Linked DNA regions of Mus musculus: region 2 is linked to region 1. A link is a contact called in ENCODE Hi-C or POLR2A ChIA-PET data. All regions are on one chromosome and are shown on one strand. The core of a region is the stretch at or near the end of the contact, and the rest is flanking DNA. Distances in the headings are between cores, read along the strand shown. Region 1 has its middle 3.5 kb from the start of Gm32328. Region 2 holds the start of Cbx3 (chromobox 3).

Evidence for each region. Hi-C counts contacts between places; a loop is a spot of excess contacts on that map. ChIA-PET counts read pairs that join two places held with the same protein, here RNA polymerase II (POLR2A).
Region 2: a map of v-Abl transformed pro-B cells shows a loop between it and region 1 (4-fold over the local background). The contact joins the promoter of Cbx3 here to the enhancer-like site in region 1. A Hi-C loop is called at or near these places in 2 of 37 maps with a recorded cell type or tissue (both v-Abl transformed pro-B cells). POLR2A ChIA-PET finds 5 or more read pairs at or near these places in 3 of 5 experiments (Patski and embryonic stem cell).

The regions. Positions count from the first base shown.
Region 1 is chr6:51,168,363-51,171,504 of GRCm38, forward strand. No RefSeq gene overlaps it. Among named protein-coding and RNA genes, the nearest start is that of Gm32328, 3.5 kb to the left of the region's middle. Within about 2 kb of position 1,534, at least 1 of the 3 ENCODE cell types and tissues checked has a DNase peak (open chromatin) inside an H3K27ac peak, as active enhancers do.
Region 2 is chr6:51,469,159-51,472,300 of GRCm38, forward strand. Cbx3 (chromobox 3) reads left to right here and starts at 1,458. Exons shown (of 6, transcript NM_007624.4): 1 at 1,458-1,581; 2 at 2,658-2,710. The coding sequence starts at 2,687. It overlaps Hnrnpa2b1 (heterogeneous nuclear ribonucleoprotein A2/B1), which reads right to left and starts at 687. Exons shown (of 12, transcript NM_001374745.1): 1 at 513-687. The coding sequence starts at 518.

The DNA.
Region 1 (3,142 bases), core at 284-2,783:
AGGGAGCAGGGAGGGGTGGAGTGAGGCGCACGACACTGAGGGAAGATCTGAGCGGAAGGAAAGGAATTTTTTTAAAAATTGTATAGGGCAAAAGGCTCATGCTTCTCCACAAACAAAAGAACACTGGAACTAGATAAAAATGGATAAATGATTGATGGTAGATGATAGGAAGGAAGGAAGGAAGGAAGGAAGGGAGGAAGGAAGGAAGGAAGGAAGGAAGGAAGAAGGAACTATCGTTTTACAGTCAAGAAACTGAGGTCCAGAAACGGGATTTGCTGGGGAAATCAAGTTGCTAGTGACGAATCCTCCTCGCCCCTTCTGGGGTGACATTGTTGAAGGGATCACACGAAGTGGGGAAGGATTGGGGCGTCAGCAAAGGAGGGGACTCGCTCTGTAGATTAGAGATCACGGTTCCAGTCACCACGTCCCGGGGTGGGAAAAACTGAGGGGTGTTCCAGACCCTTGCGAACCCTGGGGCGCCCCACCCAGGCCCGCTGCAGGCTGACACAAAGCAGGCGCCCCGGGCGGCACTCAGGCTGGGGCGGGAGAGCTTGATTGATGGACCCCGGAGGCGGCGTAGGGTGAGAGCCGGTGCTCATCCCCGCGCTCCTAGCAAGGAAAGGCTGATTTACAGCGCCCGGCGGGACGCCGGTGAGGTCCCTGCAGAAATGAAACCCGCTCTGGGGCCCGGGGGCACTGCGGCCTTCCATCCAGCCTGGGTTTACGGAACTGCCAGCCAATCTGCCCCGCAAGCCCTGAACCCACGCTTGCCCGGAAGATGCCAAAGTCTCAGACTGAGAAGTTAGGAAGGGCAGCTGGCCCCATAGTCCTCCTCCAGGACCCTTCTCCGTTTGTTTAAAGACGCTTTTTTTTTTTCCTTAAAGCACTGAAAAAAACTCAATTCCATCCACCCCATAAAAGGGAACTATGCGTACCCAAAAATTCTTACTTAAGTTTCTAAGTGTGTTTTGTTTCGGAAGATAAAAGGCCAATAAGTTTATAGGCAGTAAAAAATAAGAAACTTAAGATTGGGACTTCTGGAGAAGTAATTCTAACTCAAAGATAGTGTTAGGCCCTCCTGTCTGTCCCCTGCAGTTTGTGAAGTTGACTCTTAGGCACCAGAGCTGAAGTAACGCAGGTTCGGGATCCAGAGATAGGGTGTAAAGTAAACTCAGTTAGGGGGCCGCAGGAGAGAGGACTAGAGAAACCACTCTAATCACTGGCTTCTAAATAAAATTCAGCAGACGGGAAACCCAAAGTAACAAGCCTATGAATCGCTATTTTGTAGGACGAGGGCCTCGTGGCTGGATTCTGAGTGATTTTTTTTAAAGTAATAAATATGCCTTTTTCAGAGTTATTTTTTGAAGACTGGGTACGATTTTAAATTTCATGACTATTAGGTATAGTGATCCAAAGCGGAGTACAGGGGTTTTTGTGGGTGGGTGAAGAGGCCGCGTGGTCAACCCGTAATATGTTCGTGGAAACTGCAGAGCTCGCCTGTCAACTTGATTTTCTTTTCTTTCTTCCCTTCTCCCCTCTGAAAATACCATTAGCTCTTAGTCTGGCCTTGGGGTTGTGGTCGCACGAACACCTCTCTTCCTGATAAGTCCAAAGAGAAAAACATATACACTGGAGGTGCCAGAGATAAAGCTTTCCCGGGGTTTCATCCTCGTGTCTTCCGCTGGAGTTGGCAAAACAAAAGCGCTGCCCTAGAAACGATACTAAAGCACAGAAAGTCCTTCCTGTGACCGAGGTCCCAACACGAATCGCTGAAAGAGCCGGGTGTGTTAACTGCAAATGTGTCCGAAAGCAGCAACGCAACCTTCGGCTCCCGGGCTGCGACCAGGCAGGCATCTGGGGAAAGGAAGAGTGGTCGTTGGAAAATTAAGCTTTCCCCTCCAACTTTAATTTCACTTTAATTCCTAAAAAACCGAAAATGACACTCCCGAAGCGCGGCCGCCTCGATCCCTTATGGCCGCCCAGTTCCCTTTAAGGAAAAGTTTTTGCAAACACTGAATGTGTAGTTTACTCTAAAACTTGACTGGGCAAAAGTCTCAAGAGGAAGCTTCCCATTAAAGCAACAACCAACAAACTGATTTTCGTAATATGTAGCTTTCTAATAGTACAAGGGTGTCCCACTTCACTCGGTTATAAAATATAAAACTGTTTGGTTATTAATTTTTCTAAATTACTTGCAGAATTTGGGGAGAGTGCTGAGAGGCAAAGAAAAGATGAGCCTTATGCCATCTGGCGGTAACACGTGGAACTTCACGACAGCCACCAAATTCCACTGACCTGTAGGTCTGAACCTACAGGGATTTCTTCACCAAACGGCTGTGTAAACTTCGTCCTCTTGAGACGAAGAAGGACGATCTTCGTTACAGAAGATTAGATTTGAGGATAAAAATATTAGCAAAAACAAAAAACAAAAACAAAAAAACGGGGATAGATTCTGAAAGTCTGTAGCCACATAGATATTTTTAAATGAACCATCATACCTCTTGGGGAATTTTTAATGATCATTTATATTCAGTGACAAAAAAGTTTAAGAAAGGCTAAAGCGAGCAGTAGAATTGAGTATTTCGTACAGTTTGGCAGTAGTTTCTGCAGTACCGGCTACTGAACACGTGGGGGCGTACTCAAGTTTCCTCTGATCTCTGGTAATATGATTCCTTCACTTATTTGCATGACTTGTTGTGATTGGATAATATGTTTTAAAAACGTCAATTATACGTCAGACCATAGTTAGCCAATCAGCAGCCTATTGTAGCGTGATTGGTTTCCACTAGAGGTGTCAATCATCCGAAATTTGCATACTAGTCCTCCAACAGGCTGGAGCCTGTCAGTTTGCTGTGGCTGCTAGAAGAGCAGGAGTCGGACGGAGAAGAATGAAAATATACTTTTGCTCTAGCAAAGCGAAAGAAAAATATCGTTTTTACTCATCGTTTCAAAAATTAATTCAGCTATATATCTACCTAATAAAATAAGGACTTTCAATGAAACAAAAATAAGCAGCTATCAAAGCCTTGGTTATTAATTTTAGGTTTGCTGCTTAAAATATCAATAAGTAGTCAAACGAATAATAAAACTCCTAAAATTAAGCTAACAATTTTTTGTTACAAATGATCATTGTCAAATTAAA
Region 2 (3,142 bases), core at 208-2,707, 300 kb after region 1:
TCTACGCAGTGGTGAAAAAAGAAAACCAAACTAGTAAACCTAAAGCGTTGAAAGCAAAATCGTGGCGAGGAAGGAGACGGGAAAATGGCGGCCGCCAAATCCGGTTCCCGGGAGAGGGGGGAGGGGAAGCTTCGCAGACTCGCTCCGGGAAGCCGGGGGGGCCCCAGAAACGTTCCGCCGCGAACACAACCGAGCCCCTAGGCCCGCGCACATCGAAAGGCCAGCGATGGCCCGCTCACGCGCTACTTTAGCGGTCCAGCCCGGTCGCGGCGGGCACTTCCCATCCCCCACCCCAACTGAGGGAAATGGCGCCGGGCGGCTGAGGGCGGGGAAGGCGGTCGGACAATCAGAGGCCTCCTCCAACGACCCCTCAGAAACTCGCCAAGGCCAACCGCCACTCGAGTGGCCGCATCCCCTCCGCCGGACCACGGAGGCGGGTGGCCGGTTTCCATTGCGGTGCCTACGGCCTCGCCATGCCATTTTTAATAACTCATTGATTTCAAACCCGTTACCTCCATCGCGGACTCAGTCGCTTCAGCCCGATTTCCCGCAGCCGAGCGAGATGAGAAAGACCTCCGCGGACGGACGCGCACGGGACTCGTCCTGGCGCTGTGGGGAGAGCAGGCGATGGCCAAGAAACTGGGCCGCAAAGGAGCTCCTGCACACGGGACCGGCGCCGCTGCTACTGCCGCTGGAGCCGAGACCGCCGCTTTTCTAGAACCTTCCCCCCACTAACGCGTCTCCGCTTACGTCACGCCGTTACGTAAACGCCCTAACCGCCGCCAATGGCGGGAAGGGCCTACACTCTCCTTACGCCAAGTACGTGACACTCCCCCTTTAGGTACAGCGGGACTGCTTTACATCACTTGCGCAACTGTGTTCCGTGAATTGCGGAAGGCTCGCGCTCGGCGTGTTACTACGTCCGGAACTAGGTCCGGCCCCCACCTCCGCGTAGGGAGCGGAGAAACGGTCGCGCAGTTTGAAATAACGCCGTCGGGAGGGGCTTAGGCCGGCGCTGGGGCGTGCGGCCCTCTCCACCCAAGCGTGCTCTCTGCAGCTACGCCTTTGCCAAGCCCGTCCGCACAAATATTCTCGAACCACACAAATATTTCTACACGTCCCAAAGGGGTTCTCACTCGGTCCCTCCCAGAAGGACTTTTAGTCCAAGTACCACCCCGGATGCCACAAGCCTTGGGATCCCGCGCCTAGTGAGAGGTGGTGCTTAAAGAACCCCGCTGTTTATCTCCCCGGCCTTCAAGATCCGGGCAAGGAGGTGGGTGGAGCCCCGCTTTGGCGCGCTCCGAGACGCAGAGAGGCCTCCGCGGTCCTTCCTGCCCGCCTTCCCCCCCCTCCCCCCAGCCAGGAGACCCCCTGGGCGCCACGCCGCGGACGGTGAGCATTGCGCGCGCCGCCCCCCGCAGGACGCGTTCCCGGCGGGCCCCGCGCGGCCAGGGCGTGGGCGGTGCTCCCCCTCCCCCCCGGCGGAGCTGCCCGCGCCCCCTCCCCTCGGATGTGGCTGAACCGAAGCGCGCAGGCGGGAGACTCTGCAGGATCCGCGGCCCTGAGCATCGGAGCGGTGAAGTTCGTGCCTTTGCTTTTTTTCGATCTTGCGTGTGGTGGGGTTTAGGATGCTCCGTGCGTCCGAGCTTGCGGGGAGGCTGCGAGCCCCGTGGGCCGCGGGCTGCGGGAAACCGGCTGGGGCCTCGCTGAGGCGGGCGCCGCGCCGGTGCGTGGGGGAGATGGGACAATTGTGCATGAGGGTGGGAGCCGGATGACAGCTACCGAGACTCCAGACAAAGCGCGGGCCTCCCCTCCCCCAGCCTCGTCGCAGGCCCGCAGGGAGAGAGCGGTTCAGGCTCTGCAGCTGCGAGGCCCGAGGCTCCGGGCTGCGGCGCGCTCCCGGCTACGTGGCCGCCGCCGGATGGGGGAGGCGCGGGCCCGTGGCGCAGTGCCCTTGAGCCCCCGCCGCCGCCTTTGTTTCTCCCCGCGGAGGCGCTGACCACGAGGCCCGCGCTCTCGGGTGGGGGACGGGCTCCCGACCGGGGAATGGAGCTGGGAAGGAGCCCTCCTCGGAGGGGAGCGTGAAGGAGGTCGACTCCTTCTATCCTTATCAGGACAGTACTTGGGAGCTTGAGGCTGGGGATTGCCAGGCGTTGAAGCCCAGACTGGACTATAGAGAGTGATTACCGCACCACCACCCCCGGAAAAAAAAAGCCAGAAAATAGGACTGGGACATCTTAATGTGTTCCTTTTTTTATACCGTGATTGAACAGGGAGGGCCTCTGAAAAAATAAGGATGGAATTATATGAGCTCCTTGGAGTATTCAGAAATCTAAAGAAAAAGATCTTATGGTAATTTGCTAACAAAAGATAGTCATTTCCTTTCATCCAAAATAAACACTAAAATTGTTAAAATTCTATATGGATTGGGAAAGTAACAATCCTCACCATGTAAAGTTGTCTGAGGTACCAGTGTTTTAGTAAGATTATTTTCACTAACATACTGAAATTATTAGTAACATACTAATAACACGGGAACTCAACTGTTTTCCTGCATTTTTACCCGAAATTTACATGTTGAAATCCACACAAAACTTGTAGCTGCCTTTTGTGTGTCATGAAATTTTAACTGTCCTACATTTTTTTTCTTGCAATAGCTCTTCAAGTCTCCGATTAAATTTAAAAAATGGCCTCCAATAAAACTACATTGGTAAGTTTGTGAAAACCTAGAACATAAGAATCTTAACTGAAGGATTTTTTTTTTTCTTTAAAATTACAATTAAGAAACCATGTGGTGGTGGATCTCTGAGTTCGAGACCAGCCTGGTCTGCAGTGTGAATTCCAGAATAGTCAGAGCTACACAGAAAAACCCTCTCTGGGCGTGTGGGTGGGGGAGCTAGAACCTGTGGTGGACATGGTTGTGCCTTCCTTTAATCCCATCATAAGTGGGTGAATTGCTGTTAGAAGCCAGCCTACCTAAGTCCTTGTATTTACCAGCATTCTAAAGAAAAAGGAATTAACACTAAGTAAGGCTTTTCTTAAGGAGGATCACAATACATTTTTTTGAAAAAGCGTTGTACAGTTTTTGCTGGATGCTTTTGAGGTAAAAAATGCATGTTTGTGGGTTATAAAACAGCTCAAT